2 separate regions of the Homo sapiens genome follow, and region 2 is linked to region 1. The links are chromatin loops, found by intact Hi-C in ENCODE. Cell type or tissue: testis. All regions are shown on one strand. Links, peaks and the distances in the headings refer to the core of each region. The heading gives the core; the rest is flanking DNA.

The links. Peaks named below come from ENCODE experiments on the same cell type or tissue, not always from the same donor. Only the 100,000 strongest peaks of a DNase experiment are listed, where the experiment ranks them.
Region 2: it touches region 1 in a loop (5-fold over the local background); 53 of 110 quality-filtered maps call a loop at or near these places.

Annotation. Positions count from the first base shown.
Region 1 is chr1:71,188,433-71,196,780 of GRCh38, forward strand. All of the region lies in intron 2 of ZRANB2-DT (ZRANB2 divergent transcript), which reads left to right. Among named protein-coding and RNA genes, the nearest start is that of ZRANB2-DT, 110 kb to the left of the region's middle. In testis, for the core only: no CTCF peak of the experiment used is centred there; a DNase peak (open chromatin) is centred at 4,969; H3K27ac peaks cover 5,509 bases.
Region 2 is chr1:71,518,765-71,527,112 of GRCh38, forward strand. All of the region lies in intron 6 of NEGR1 (neuronal growth regulator 1), which reads right to left. Among named protein-coding and RNA genes, the nearest start is that of NEGR1-IT1, 310 kb to the right of the region's middle. In testis, for the core only: a CTCF peak has its summit at 3,103 (motif pointing left); a DNase peak (open chromatin) is centred at 3,107.

The DNA.
Region 1 (8,348 bases), core at 239-8,238:
CCCTTCCTTGCTGATATTCCTTTTATGCCTTTTCCCTTTTGCTTATTGTCTACTTCTCTTTACTAGAATGTAATCTACCCAGTGGCCAGGATAACAGTCTGTTTTGCTGATGCATATACTCATTGCCTAACACAGTAAATGGCACATATGAGGCACTCAACAAATATTTGTTGAATAAATAAATATATGTCAATACCAGGCATATAGTAGACGCTCATGCAAAGAGCCTTCTCTCCTTTGACTGAGAGGTAGGCTTTAATTAGCCAGAAATTTAGCACTTTAAAATTTTTGGTCGAGAATATCAGAGATTTAAAAAAATAACTAGGAAGCTGATTAGGTTGGTGAGACTTTCATGAGAATTAGAGTATTAGTTCAGCAAACATTATGAGACAGACTCTTTGGCTGAGACATTGGGTCTCTATTTTCATAGGACTTGTGCTAACTCACAAATTTATGCTAAAATTCCCATTTCTTTCTCTTCCTTCTAGTGGACATCTATAGCTTTTCTGCCTGTTTCTCCATTTCTAGGAATTTTCCCACTGACTGTTCACATGGTTGTAGCAAGAGTTACTATGTTAGAAAAGTGTGAATGTATCTCCTTTAAATTTTATTGAATAATGGGTGAGCATTTACACTATAACCAATGAGTTCCTCCCTAAGCAATTTGGACATCAAACTAGAGTTGAGCCAGTACCTTTAAAGATGCATATGGTGGATTCGATTGTGTTCCTCAAAAAAATATGTTTTAAGTCCTAACCTCTGGTTCCAGGGAATGTGATATTATTTGGAAATAGGGCCTTTGCAAATATAATCAAGTTGTGGTGAGGTCCAAGGAAAAGAGGAAACTGCAAGAGAAAAGAATGATACTGGTATGCGAAGAAGAGTGGGGAGCAAACCTTGATGACATTTGAGATTTGAGTTTTTGTCTAGTTTTCCTTGAGTCACAACTGAGTTCCTTGTCCTAACTTTACATAAAATTCTCAAGTTGTCTTACACTAAATTTCCAAATTAATTTGAGCTGGTTTCTGCCACTTGCAACCCAAAGAATCCTAATCCGTACATGTCTCCTTCAGAGGGATTTATTTTGTGTATCTTCTTTTCCTTCAATATTTCCCATATTTAAAAACGCAACTAACCCTTCCCTACTGTTTTAATTAACCGCATTTAAACCAAGCATTCCTGTTTATCTCTTAGGACTCAAAGAGACCATTTGCGTGAAACTTTAATGCCTTTGGATTTGAAAATGACTCCCTCATAAAGACAGTTAGATTCTCTACCATCTGTAAAAATGAAAAAAACTATTATCACTAGAAAATCTTTCTAGCTCTATGACTTCTTAAGAGACCATTACACTGGAGTGATTTCTGAACTCTATTTCTGTGAACTTGCTATGTGTAAAGTACTGTTCTCCGCACAGAAGGAATGCAGAGATAAATGAAACAATGTTGCTTTCCTCAGAGAGTTTAGAGATTAGCGAGAGATGAGACCCAGAAACAATACATTAAAAACTAGGATGACATGAACCAAGTGTTGCAATAGAAGTACCATCAGTGGGTTCAAAGGAGAGCACAACTATTTCCAGCTGGGGTTGTTATTGCAGACTTGATGGATGAGTAGTATTTTGATAGATGGAGCTAGATGGTCTCTCCTCCCCTAAGAAAAGCTACATTAGATGTCCCTGTTAAATACTCTCATATGTTTCCGTATATCCCCCTATTCATGGTGTGTTTTAACTACTGTACTGCAAGCTCCCTAAGAACAGTAATCACATTTGTTATGGCCAGCGTTGTAGCTTCAGAGCTTACCATGATGTGTAGTACATAGCAGTTTTCAATAAATGCTTTTTGCATGAATGCATAAACTTAGCTATAGGTCCATGCCACATAGAGAATGGAGCAGCAGGGTGACTCTCTGTTTGAGTGATTTTAAGGACGCCAGTAGGAAGAGCTCATATAGTTTTATTCTAGTGCCTTTACATTAATGTGACTAGCTATGCCTCTGATGTTTCCTCCTTTCTGTTTCAACTAGCAAATTCTCTCTATTGCTCTGTTCAGGTTCCTGAGAGGGGAAAAAGTTCGACTGATTTTTCCATCTTTTCCAGTTAGGCCATACATGTCATTGGCCAGATAATATAGTGACTACCTTTGGGTCATGTGTCTACCTCTAGACCAATCATCCATAGCTATAAGGTGGTTCTGTAGTTTAAAACTTGAATGTCTAGACAGTGTGATCTAGTTGTGGAATTGATTTGTTTAGATGGGGATTTGGACTGGGAAGACAATAACTTATCTATGTAGAATATTCTTTTTCATAATAGCCTAATACATACGTGAGCAATGTATAACAAAAATGTATAATAAAAAGAAGTCTTATCCACATTAATGATAGCTACATTAGAGTTTAGTGGAGAATACAAGTAAGTCATCAGATGAGCTGGTTAAAATAGAAATACTGGAAACTGAGACAAGGTAGATCTTTTCATAAGTTAAAGTGAAGATGAACGGTGGGGGCGAGAGCACAACCAAAAGCCACTATTAATAAACAGGAATTCTTTAATGGTATCCAATTTTACTGGGTATGTATACACAACGCTGTTGGAGATACTTCTTGGCAGCTGAGATGTGATGAAAGAGGGAGGAAGTTGAAATTACTGCCTGGCATGAATGTTTGAGATGTACTTGAGATTCATTTAAGTATATTTTTCTGCCTCCTAGTTCTTAACCTGAGTAATTTTTATAAATCGCTTTACAGGACCACCGTCAATAAGAAAAGCCCATTTCCTTAACCCTGCTCTGAGGCAGGATACACACATTTGGTAGAGCTGTATTTGGCTGATTTTTCCTCATTCTGTCTGACTGCACTGGAAGATGGTTCCTTGCTATTTCTTACTGTGTGTGGACTCAGGTTGAGAGACGTGACCAGCAATCTTCATTGTATCTATTTTCATTGACCAGGAATATAAAGGCAAAACTGACAAATAAGTGAAGCCTGAGTATAGCAGTAGGTAACAGTAGCAGTAACCATTCAGCAGGCTGAAGTTGAGAATTTCTTCAAGATAATTTGAATTTCTTCAAGATAACTTGTACTCTGTTTGCTATGGTCTACCACTATAGGCAGCCCACAAGAACAATATTACTAATAATTTCAGCTATCAAAAGGACTCTATTTGAATCACAGCTCTCCCCCTTGCCCTCAGCATGTATAATCCTGTAGCTGAGACTATTGGTTTCTACCTCATAATCATATTTCCCCCTACTTCCTTGCTGGAAGAGCCCTTGGACAGCACCATGCCTGGTTCCAGTGTCTGGAACCATGACAGCTCTCTTGTAACCATAAGAGGAACTGGCTTGAGGACAAAGTGTACGCATTGAGAGTTGCATACTAAAAAGATATAAAGGACTCTGGTTGGTCCTTAAAGAAGTCACTAGGCTGCTGAATTAACAGAGGAATATTTGGAGTCTTAGTCTATAATTTATTATTATTTTGAGTTGTTTTCTTCTAGTTGCTGTTGAAAGCTTCCTGAATGACCCTATGAATACTTTTTCCTCTCTTCTGCCACTCTGTTTCCTTATTTACATCTCCCTCTCTCCTGCACCAGACTTAAGCTGAGCAATACTTACTATTGTCAAGAGACAATAATGAATATTCATGGTCCCCAAATTAAAATGATTCAGTTTAGGATTTTTTGACCTTATGATGGTGAAAAAGCCATACATATTTAATAGAAACTGTGGAAGTCTTCTCTTGGCTCAGTATTGACTGTGTTGCCCCCATGTATGGCCATGTCTTGAGGAGGAAACAAAAAAAGATTGACAGTCATGAAAAGACTTCTCACTTCTCCTCTGGCTCATCCACTGGGGAGCTTTTTACAGAACTGTAAGCCCTACCTTCCCCACCTAATGTCATTCACTTGTCTGTTCTTCACTTGTATATCAGACCACTCAATTTTCCGTCTAATTATAACTGGATAGTCAAATATTAAAAGCCCCAATCTTACTGAGGGGTAGAATCTAAAATTAATCATTGTGTTGGTCCACTGGCCATTTGAGAGGGTACAGGGGTTTGAACTCTAGGGCCTCTAACAATTTCAGTTCAGAGTATTAGAAAAGTCTGAATATGGGTATGGTTAATTTAAACTTTTGACAAAGATGGAATCTTATTCAGGGATATCTTCCTAGAATAATTAACTAGGTATACTTTTCTGCCATTTCCTTCTGAATGGGGGTACAGGCTGGGTTGAATTTTCAAGGAATTTAGTCTTAATCCTTGTGTCCTGTCTGTTTTTAAGTTATATCATTTTTTTTTTCCTGGACTGTGTAGATAAAAGTTTCATTTAATGACTAAAATCAAAGTAACCATCTCAATTCCCTCTAAGAGAAAAAGTTTTCCTTAGGCATGGGCATATCATATGAAAAAATCCTTCCTTTTGTGTTCTTCCTCCTCAGGACAATGGCTTCTTCTAGTATAGACTTTCAGTCTTTCTTTGGAAGAGGACTAGGAAAGGATGTATGATGTAGAGGAATTCTCTGTGACAGGAATGGGAAGAAAACACAGGTCTTTCAGTTCCAGAGGAAGAGAGCAGTAGATGGAATATAATAGGGACAAGGTCATATGTTAGTGATTTCTCTCCATGTGCCACACCTGCCCCATCAAGGTCATCCTTGAAAAGTGGGAGCAGAGTACATAAACACAACAGATAGAATTTTTACAGAAAGCTGAAATAAAAAGAGCTTGTGCTCTACTTTTCCATTTGGGTTTCTGGGAGGATACTAAATGAAATCACTCACATTAGCACTGGTGTGTGTATGGGTGCTGAGAACAGGAATGGTGGTGTAGAGAGCAGGCTGGACACCAGGCATCTCCCTTGGCTTCATATGGTATTAAAAAAGATGCAAAATGTCCTTGAATAATCAGAAGAGATGACGCAGAGGGAGCTAAGAGTAGAGAGCCAGAAGGCTGCTTTGGACAGTGGCCATATGGAGAATGTAGCTGAGATTTTAGATACTCTGTAATATGAGTGGGAGCCAGGATGGGCCAAGTCATTAGAGTAGGCATGGAGGTTTTCAAGCATTCTGAGAAAAATAGCCCAAGTTTTACCAGTCATGAATTTTAGCAACAGATTCCAAGGGCTTTAAATAATCATAAGGGGCCAGGAACATTTTTATGGATGCTGCCAAGGTTCTAGAAGAAAGAACAAAAGACAATTTTCTAATTTTGGGTTTCTTCTTTCCTCTATCATTAGGGCACTGAAGATATTATTTATATTCAGAGGCTATGTTGGTTTGGAGAAGGAAAGGTGAGAGAAACCTTAACCAGTACCAGAAGAGATTATGTTAATCTGACCATTTAAAGTAAACATGTCTGAGCTAGGGGCATGTCTCGTTTTATTATACTTGGCCTTGTTGTGCTTCACAGATACTATGTTGTTTACAAATTGAAGTTTGCTGCAATGCTGTTTGATAGTATTTTACCAGCAGTAGAACTTCTTTCATAATTAAAGTCTATTTTCTCAAACTTTGCTGCTGCATTATCAACTATGTTTATATAATACTTTAAATTCTTTGTTGTTATTTCAACAATGTTCACAGCATCTTCACCAGAAGTAGTTTCCATTTAAAGAAACTACTTTCTTTACTCATCCAAAAGAAGCAACTCTACATCCATTTAAGCTTTATCATGAGATTGTAGCAATTCAGTCATACCTTCAGGCTCCACTTCTTTTTTTTTTTTTTAAGACGGAGTCTCACTCTGTCGCCCAGGCTGGAGTGCAGTGGCACAGTCTCGGCTCACTGCAACCTCCACCTCCTGAGCTCAAGTGATTATCCTGCCTCAGCTTCCCAAGTAGCTGGGATTACAGGCACGCACCACCACGCCTGGCTAATTTTTGTATTTTTAGTAGAGACAGGGTTTCACCATGTTGGCCAGGCTGGTCTGAAACTCCTGACTTCAGGTGATCCGCTCACCTTGGTCTCCCAAAGTGCTGGAATTACAGACATAAGTCACCGTGCCCGGTAGGCTCCAATTCTAATTCTGTGTCTTTGATTATTTCTACCCCATCCGCAATTACTTCCTGTAGTGAAGTCTTGAACCCCTTAAAGTTATCTATGAGGGTTGGAATCAACTCCTTCCAAATTCCTTTCCAAAAGGTTACAATTTACTTTGCCCAGATCCATCTGAAAAATTTCTATCTAGGGCAACTATGGCCTTCCTTATAGTGTATTTTTTAAATAATAAGATTTGAAATTCAAAATTACTCATTGATCCATGGGCTGCCAAATGGATACTGTGTTAGCAGACATAAAAACAACATTCATCTCCTTTTATATCTCCATCAGAGCTCTTGGGTAACTAGGTGCATTGTCAATGAACAATAATGTTTTGAAAGGAATCTTTTTTTTCCCCAAGCAGTCATCTCAACAGTGGGCTTAAAATATTCAATAAACTATGCTGTAAGCAGATGTTCTGTCATCCAGGTCTTGTGGTTCCATTTCTAGGACACAGGCAGAATAGACTTAGCATAATTCTTAGGGGCCCTGGAATTTTTGGAATGATAAGTGAGCACTGGCTTTAACTTAAAGTCACTAGCTACATTAACCCCTAACAAGAGAGTTCAGTTTCTTTGGAGCGTTGGAGCCAGGCATTGACTTCTCCTCTGTAGCTATGAAAGTCCTAGATGGCATCTTCTTCCAATAGAAAGCTGTTTTTTCTACCGTAAAAATCCCTTGTTTGGTGTAGCTGCCTTCATCCATTATCTTAGCTAGATCTCCTGGATAACTTGCTGCAACTTCTACATCAGCACTTGCTGCTTCACCTTGCACTTTTATGTTATGGAGATGGCTTCTTTTCTTTAACCTTGTGAAACAACTTCTCCTGTTTTAAAATTTTCTTTTGCAGCTTCTTCAGCTCTCTCAGGCTTTATAGAATTGAAGAGAGTTGGAGTTTTGTTCTGGATTAGGGTTTCATTTAAGGGAATGTTGTGGTTGGATTGATCTTCTATCCAAACCACTAAAATTTTCTCTATATCAGCAATAAGACTGTTTTGCTTTCTTATCATTTGTGTGTTCACTGGAGTAGCACTTTTAATCTCCTTCAAGAACTTTTCCTTTGCATTAATGGCTGGGCTAACCAGCACAAAAGGCCTAGCTTTCAGCCTGTCTTGGCTTTCAAAATGCCTTCTTCACTAAGCTTAATCATTTCTAGCTTTTGATCATCTAAAATGAGTGAGTACAGCTCTTCCTTTCACTGGAACACTTAGAGATCATTGTAGAGTTATTAATTGGCCAAATTTCAATATTGTAGTGTCTCAGGGAATAAAGAGGCCCATTGCGAGGGAGAACGATGGGCGAATGGCCAGTTGGTGGAGCAGTCAGAACATACACAACACTTATCAATAAAGTCCGCAATCTTAAATGGGTGAGAATCATGATGCCCCAATTGAATTACAATAGTAACATCAAAGATCACTGACCACAAATCCCCATAACAGATAGAATAGTAATGCAAACATTTGAAATATTGTGAGAATTACCAAAATAGGACACAGAGAGATGAAGTGAGAACGTGCTGTTGGAGAAACGAATGGCACCAATAGACTTGCTCAACACAGGGTTGGCACAAATTTTCCATTTTTAAAAGCTCAATATCTGTGAAGTGGAATTGGTGAAGCACAAGAAGCAGAGTGTGCCTATATAAAGTTTCAGTTATGCAAGATGACTAAATTTTACAAGTCTGTACAACATTGTGTTTATAGTTAATAATACTGTAATGTGTACTTAAAAATGTTTGAGGGTATATCCTAAGTGTACTTGCCATAAAATTTTGTAGTTAGTTAGCTAATTCAATAACTTCCCTAATTCACTCAGACATATATGTAAGAGGCTGAGCCAGAATTTGAACCCAAGTCTGTCTGACTTTCCTATTATAGCAACTTATATAGTAATTGAATATACCTTGACAAAATAAATGTGTAATTCCTAATAGGGCCAAAGAAGCCAAGAAAAATCTGCCAAAGAAACCATAGTGGTGTAAAAAAGATCAGTTAGAATAGGACTTGCATAATTTCCCAAGACCAGATGAGGAGGGGGGTGGGAGCTACATTTTCTATTTATGCAGAAAAGGACCATTTACTGCAGAGGTGGATTAGCAGCTCAAGGATGTTACCAGTGGCTAAGGTGCATTATTCCTGAGCTCCTCCCCATCCAGAGCATAATAGCTTATTTCCCCTTCCTCTTAGATTCTGAGTCCAGTACTGTCTAACCTCCCAACATTAGCCATTTTGAAATACAGTGGCATCTTTGGTTTAGATATAAAATATGAATTTATACATAACCAGTAGAAATGTTTATTAA
Region 2 (8,348 bases), core at 18-8,017, 330 kb after region 1:
AGAAACTACCATCAGAGTGAACAGGCAACCTACAACATGGGAGAAAATTTTCGCAACCTACTCATCTGACAAAGGGCTAATATCCAGAATCTACAATGAACTCAAACAAATTTACAAGAAAAAAACAAACAACCCCATCAAAAAGTGGGCGAAGGACATGAACAGACACTTCTCAAAAGAAGACATTTATGCAGCCAAAAAACACATGAAGAAATGCTCATCATCACTGGCCGTCAGAGAAATGCAAATCAAAACCACTATGAGATATCATCTCACACCAGTTAGAATGGCAATCATTAAAAAGTCAGGAAACAACAGGTGCTGGAGAGGATGTGGAGAAATAGGAACACTTTTACACTGTTGGTGGGACTGTAAACTAGTTCAACCATTGTGGAAGTCAGTGTGGCGATTCCTCAGGGATCTAGAACTAGAAATACCATTTGACCCAGCCATCCCATTACTGGGTATATACCCAAAGGACTATAAATCATGCTGCTATAAAGACACATGCACACGTATGTTTATTGCGGCACTATTCACAATAGCAAAGACTTGGAACCAACCCAAATGTCCAACAATGATAGACTGGATTAAGAAAATGTGGCACATATACACCATGGAATACTATGCAGCCATAAAAAATGATGAGTTCATGTCCTTTGTAGGGACATGGATGAAATTGGAAACCATCATTCTCAGTAAACTATCGCAAGAACAAAAAACCAAACACCGCATATTCTCACTCATAGGTGGGAATTGAACAATGAGATCACATGGACACAGGAAGGGGAATATCACACTCTGGGGACTGTGGTGGGGTTGGGGGAGGGGGGAGGGATAGCATTGGGAGATATACCTAATGCTAGATGACACGTTAGTGGGTGCAGCGCACCAGCATGGCACATGTATACATATGTAACTAACCTGCACAATGTGCACATGTACCCTAACACTTAGAGTATAATAAAAAAAAAAAAAAATTAAAAAAAAACAAAAAAAGATCACACAGCAAGTGAATCACAAAGTCAAATGCACACTGAAGTCTTAGGCAGCCCATTTTGATATGGTACTTCCAAACTGAGATGTGTAGGAATACATTTTAAGAGAAAATATGAAAAAATTATAGACCTGAGACTAGGTGTGTGTACCTGGGGTTTTTAAAACTTTCTCATTATTCACAGCTAAGGAAAGGTCTTTTAAAAAATATCTAGTAAAATGATTATTTGAGGATTATCTAATACACAAAAAAGACAAAATTTCAACTTTTTTCACAGAATTTGTGGGTCCCTAAAAATATGGGTGAGAAGGTGGGATGAGAAACTGGCTTAATTTTTAAGTTTGTAGGAGTTGGAGTCAGACGAACTCTGACCATACTTATTAGCTCTCTCAGCTTCAGATTCTTCTGTAAATTGGGATGAAAATGACCAGTGGTGGGGTTGTCATGATGGTTAACTGAGATAATGGATTTAAAATTATTTAACACAGTGTCTGCCACAGACTAATTGCCTAGTAAATAGTAATGCCTTTTATTTGGATTCCACTGCAATGCTGACATGCTGTGGAGACAGGCTGACCTACCTCCAATGTCATAACGTTGCTCCGTAAGCGTGGAATCAGATGTAGTCTCAAGAATCCATTGCTCTTTTCGAAGCAAACTCAGTTGCATTTTGTGTGCCAGAGAAATCTCCCTTGGACAGGCTTAAGTGAGGGAGTCAATACATGGTTTTGTCTCAATGATTCCCACTGGCAGGTTATGGACTAATATATACATTCTTTAATTACAATAATTAATGAATTAGTTACAAATTAACTCAGGTCAAAAGCCTAGAACCCTTTTTTGGTTATTCAGAATTGTGTTTAAGTCTTTGCTCTTTACACTTAAAGGGAAGATTGATGTCCCAAATAAGTAGTACCTCATTTCAGCTCCTGTGCACTACCCTACTGTGAAGCCTGTCTTGTGTAAAAGCATGTAAAATCAACTAACTATAGCTCCTATTTAGTGTCATAGGCATGGCTGGGGCAGGGAAAGACAATACAGGAGAGCAGATGGAGAAAATGGGAAGGTGATTTCACATATGACTTAAGAAATTACAAGTTACCCTGCTTTTACTTGCCACCAAATGCCTTCTGTCACTCCACCCCAATCCAGCAGGAACTGAAGGTTCATTAATCTGTGATTAGATTAACCCACTGAAAATTTCTGTGTTTGCATGAGATCCATGATTTTTGCAAGTTGCTGGAGAAAGGGACAAGTTAGCTGTGACTTGTCACTCTAGGGAATCTTAATTAGCAGCCCGTTAATTTGGGAATTTGTAGAGTTCTTTTCTCTTAGTTGAGCTTATTTCCCAGAGACTCTTACTTGGGGTCAGAGATTTATGTTTTTCTCATTCTAAAGTCCTAGATTCAATGTAGATATTTCAAGTACAAAAGCACTACATACCCAGCTGAATGGAAAACGGTCAATTTAACTAAGCTTATAAGGATACCAGAGCAATTTCACAGCTGATTTAGACCCATAGACCTTTCATACCCCGTTTATAGGAAACTCATAGAATTTAAGAGATGAAAGCAAAGTTTAAGATTATCTGGCCCAATCCCTCCACTATAGAGAGACTATGTTACCAGTGGAATGAGATTTGTTGAGTACAGGGGCCACATCTTTTTCATCAATGTTTCTGAATGAGTTGAGACATGCCTGAAGCCCTAAACATAATTGACTAGACTTCAAACCTTTTGAATAAGTAAGAGTTTCCTAATCACACTCTACTATATTTCTTGAGTACATCATCCTATCTCACTCAGTCCCAAACAAATGAAAATTTAAATACAAACAGATTGTGTGGCACAGTATGTTTCAACAACCAGGAAACAGGACTACATTTTTCATTTTTCAATTGTCAGTAGGTATGAACAGTTTCAATATGTTACCATTAAGTGTATAGGAGCAACTCTTGTTCAAGGGATTAGTACAAATAATAGTCTGATGAAATATTTTTATAAGAGGGGAGAAGATACTACAAAATTCAAACACAAATCAGTCTATGGAAACAACACTTGAGAGTCTTCAGCAGAGAATATAGCCCAGAGGTGCCACCTAGTGACTGCATTCTGCTGGCTGTGAAAAGCATAGTTAACATGGGGGATGAGATTTGTACATATTAATATTTCAAGTCATCTTTAAATACATAACATAAATGTCTATTCATAATTTTTTCTGCTCTGTCAAATTCAGAAAATAAAATGAGTAATGAACTGAAAGCCTTTGAAAGCCACAAAGGCAAAAATAAAAACATAAGGTATTTATCAAAGTGCTTTGCTCTTATGGGTGCACACACATGTCCTTGGTTCTAAATAAATATGATAAATAGAATTTCTAGTGTATGATGGGATTAAAAAGGATATAATACATTCCTGACTCCACCATTGTATTTTAGGGTTATATTCTAAGATTTATTTTTATTCGAAGCCCAGTATGTAGCACATAATATATACTAGGCAAGGGATGTTGAATTAGTGAATGCATTAATGCAAAAATGTTATATAAATCCTTGAATTTAAGAAATTTCAAGAGAGAAGACACTGGCTTGGAAAGTGGACAGTTCCAATTTGTCCTCACTGTCTACTCAACCAGGTATGATGACTACCTTTGTGTCTGAGTATAATCTCATTTTAAAATCAGAGTAATCCTGATATCAAGGAAGTTTGGTGGTTTAAGTGGAGGAGAGTGGTAGCGAAAGAGGTAAGGCCAGAAAAGGGACAAAAAAAGTGCTATGAATGAAATACAAAGATTGGTGAAATGTCATCATTTCTGCTTGGTAGCAGAAATTATTTCTAATTAAGTAAATTTTAAGTAAATAAGTAATCAGAAATTACTTACTCATGGTGTGGGCCTAGTCAGCTTGCCCTCATGAATTGTAAAATGGGTAGATAAAATGCTGCTATTTTCCTCCCCTCTACCCCCCCCTTACACACACACACACACACACACACACGCACAATACTTTTTAAAAACCAAGCCTAACAGTAAAGGTACAGACTCACACGCTCCTATGTGTGCTTGCCTAATAACTGTAATGCCCTGTTGAGCCAGATACAATAAAAAACAATAAGTAAATGTGATGAGTATTTCATGAATTGGAAAGATTTTGATTGCCTGGCTGCATGATCAGAGGCATAAAGTCCTCTTGGCCTTATGCCCACGAGCCAGCCAATGGTCTTTTGAAAACCACAAAAATCTTTAAGACTCAAAGTGTGATATGAAAGATGTCATGTTTTGTTGTTTGTTTAAATGAACAAAAGATGGTTGGTTCACCTCAGGAAGAAAACTGGTTAGCATTTTATTAAATAAAAGTGCCCAAACAGGGCCTCCCTGATAATCTTCTTGGAGCCAATGAGCAGGTAAGTTTGGGTTGTTGGGTTGTTGTGAGGATGGGAGGAGCCAATGAGCAGGTAAGTTTGGGTTGTTGGGTTGTTGTGAGGATGTTGGGTTGTTGTGAGGATGTAATTTCATTTACATATGCAGGAAGATCCTAACATAATGCAGAAAGATCCTTAACACATGAAATATTTACTGAATTTCTGGGTTGTTGGGTAAGTTGTTCAGACTCTCTGAACTTCAAATTCCTTACCTGTTCATATATTGTAAGATTATTTTTGAGAAGTAGATGTTTGTTGAAAATACTTTTTAAACTATAACTCACTTTGAAATATGAGTATGAATATTACCACCTTCAAACAAAGCACAAAACAGCCTTGTCTATTTGCACTTGCAAAATATCTACCTAGTTTATTTAAGGTAAACAATGGGATAAAGATGCAAAGTCGGCTACTGATGCTGGCTAGATGACCAGGCAGAGTCCAAGCATCTGGATTTCTGGATTTAGCGATTTATATGGCAACAGGAAGGCTCTCCTGCCTACTAATATTCCCACAATGAGCCTGTTTCTAATTTCCATCATTAGAAATAAATTAGGGTTAAATAGGAAGCTTCTTTTAAAATACAAATAACTCTAGGAAGGTGCATATTTGCAAGCATGCATCAGTTTAACACTGATCTGCTAATAACAACTGGATGAAATTTGCTAATTTTGGACTACAGGCATTATTTGTGATCCTCAGTATAGCGAGAAGCTCTGGGCTAGGAGGACTGACAGAAAAGCAAAAATTAGAGGGCTCATATTCTAAGTAATTTTACCTTATTCTTCTAAATGCAAAATCTTCATTTAAACAATTTTTTTTCATTTTCTGTTTGCTTTTGCTATTTCAAAATTAAGGCCAACTTAAAATATATGCATGCCTACTTAGAATAACCACAAGCAAGCATTTGCTTGTTGGCTTTTACAGAATCCTATGTCCAGGAAAGAAACTATTTCCTACATGCATTATTGAAAGACTAATCATTTATTAGACCGAAAGTCATTAACTCTAATTGTTTCAAGATTTACTTGCATTTATGATTCTTTCCTGTTATAGATGCCTTCTCTAACTATCAGTGGGCCAGTTGGGATTTATATTTTACATTAAGATCTTGGAGTCTTCTTTTTAAATAGGAGTGTGTGTGTGTGTGTGTGTGTGTGTGTGTGTGTGTGTGTGATATCAACCAATTTGATAAAATATTGTAAAATTATTGGTAATATGGCTTGATAAATATAATCTTTTCAATGAAAATCATTACCTTTTTAATAGTAAAATAGTTGCTTATAAACATTTACTATAAAAGTCAATATTCAAATAGCTTGTACTCTAACAAAATTCATTACCTGAATATTGGAAAAATTCAAGGAGGCTTGGTAGGTTCTGAAGGAAAATATTAGATGTAGAAAAAAGGAAGTATTTGTTCACCTGGTATGGTTTACGGAGTGATGACCATCCAAAGATGTCTACATTCTAATTCCCGAAACCTGGGAATTTATTACATTATGTAGCTAAGGGGAATTAAGGTAGCAGATTGGATTATGATTAGCTGACTTTAAAATAGGTAGATTATCCTGGATTATCCAAGTAAATCCAGTGTAAACACATGTATTCTTAAATGCAAAAGAGGGAGACTGAAGAGTCAGTGTCACCGTGATGTGACATGAGAAAAATTTGAGTGGCCATTTCTGGCTTTGAAGATGGAAGAGGCACATGAGCAAAAGAACATGGACAGCTTCTAGAAGTTGGAAAATGCGGAAAATAGATTTTCTCCTACAGCTCCAGAAAAGCACACAGCCCTGCTGACATCTTGATTTTAGTCAGGGAGACCCATTTTGGACTTCTGACCTCCAAAACTATAAGATAATACATTTATGTTGTTTTAAGCCACCATATTTGTGATAATTTATTACAGCAACAAAAGGAAATTAATACACCTAGGAAATCATTCATTCACCCATCCATTCTTTCATTCAACAAATCTTATGTGTTTCCTAAGTGCAAGGCACAATCACATTCATCTAATCAGTGTTCAGCCTGTAGGGCTGTCTTTTGTTAACTTCTATTTTCTTTCTTTCCACTGGTAAACCAGAAATAATTAGGTGAGGAAAAAATTTTTCCCTTCCTCTTAGGAATTTTGGGGGGAAATTCTATTTTCCACCAGCCTTTGTTTCCCTTCCTTTTTGCAGATATATTTTTGAAATGCTCTCCCATTATAAATCTGGCCTCTATGCTGGACTTGCAATAATCAATGCTTATTTGACTTAAAATCTAAATTATAAAGATAGGTATTTCAATTCTTCTAATTTCCCATCCAGCTGAAATCCTCCTCACATTAACTCACTCATTCATTTATGCATTTATGCAGTGAGTTCAGTTCTTACCATGCTTCACTCACTCTTTCAGACACTGTACAGAGAATGATTTTTTAACAAGGAACAAAAAACTTGTTTCCTGTTCTAAAGAATCTTGCAATCTAGAGTTGTAGCAGACACATACCTCCAAATATAATGTAAGGTATTAAGTGTTTTGGTAATTGTGATGTCACTCTATAATTAGACAGTACAAGATACTTGCTATATACTTAATAAGGACTTACATTTATAAGTCTGTTTTATGTATATAAAACAGAGTAATAGTAATCATCAGTCATTTTAATACTTATGCTATATAACAATCATTTGATTTAACATATTAAATACTTGTGATTAGTACACGTGGTGCCTGACTTTGAAGCATTGATCTATATCTTTAGTGGCATGTTACTTTGAGCCGAGAGTAAATCATAAGCCAAATAGCCTAAAATAATATTTTGAGACAGAGCTGAAGATATGTTAAGGAAGAAAGAATTGAATAGTGAGAAACAGAGATTAGAAAGCACCTACTTTTTTATCTTTTTAAATAATGAGCATCATATTCTAAATTGCATCGTAGGTTTTCTGCTATACTTTTATCTGGAAATTAATCAACTAATTATGGATAATTATAATTAATATCTGAATTCATTATATTCAGGCATATTAATTGGAATTTGAAATATATTCTGAGCTGTCTTAAATTTTTTACACTCTAACAATCAGAGAATAATGGAAGCTTGATTATTTTAAATTAGGAAAAAACCCTACAAACCTTAAAATAAGCTTTGTAATAATAGACTTTGCTTGATGCCTCCTCACTCTCATTCTTACCTTTCTTATTACTTTTACAGTATTATGTCTGCACAGTATACACAGTAATAGTATTCTCCTGTGTAAAGTAAAATAAAACACTGAATCTTTTGTTCCAAACAACAGGATAAAGTCCAAGACATTTGGCATGACATTTATGGTATTTTCCCCATCTCGGTTGGTACCCCACCACCCACAGAGAGAGGTGGGAGTCATCCTTGTTTCACTCTCTCCCTGTCCTCAGAATCAAATCAACAAGTAAGCCCTGATATGTTTGCCGTTGCAATAATTCTTGAATTAGTTCCATTCTCTCCTTCCTACTATCACTATCACATATGAGGTTTTCATCATTTCTTTCCTGGCATTATATAATAACCTTTTCTGATGCCCGTCTTATTCACGTTAATTAGACCTTGATCCTGACTCTCAGAGTTACATAGGAAGCCTAATAATCAGCCTATGCCTACGGGTAAGTAGATCAAGCTTACAGCAAGGAACACAAGACCCTTCAGTGATCCAGCCTGTCTACTTTCTCAGCCTCACTGCACTTTCTGCTCAGTTTACACTCCAGAAATTATTTGAAGTTTCCCTCAAACACACCATATTCTTCTATGTCTCTGTACCTTTGTCCACATTGAACTGTTTGTCTAGAATGGCTTTTGCCTAAACTAACAAATTCATGAATCACATCCTCTAGAAAGCCTTTTATGATATTTTTAAAGCCATATCTGAGTTTGAAGAGTGCATTACACATATTTCTCTTATAGC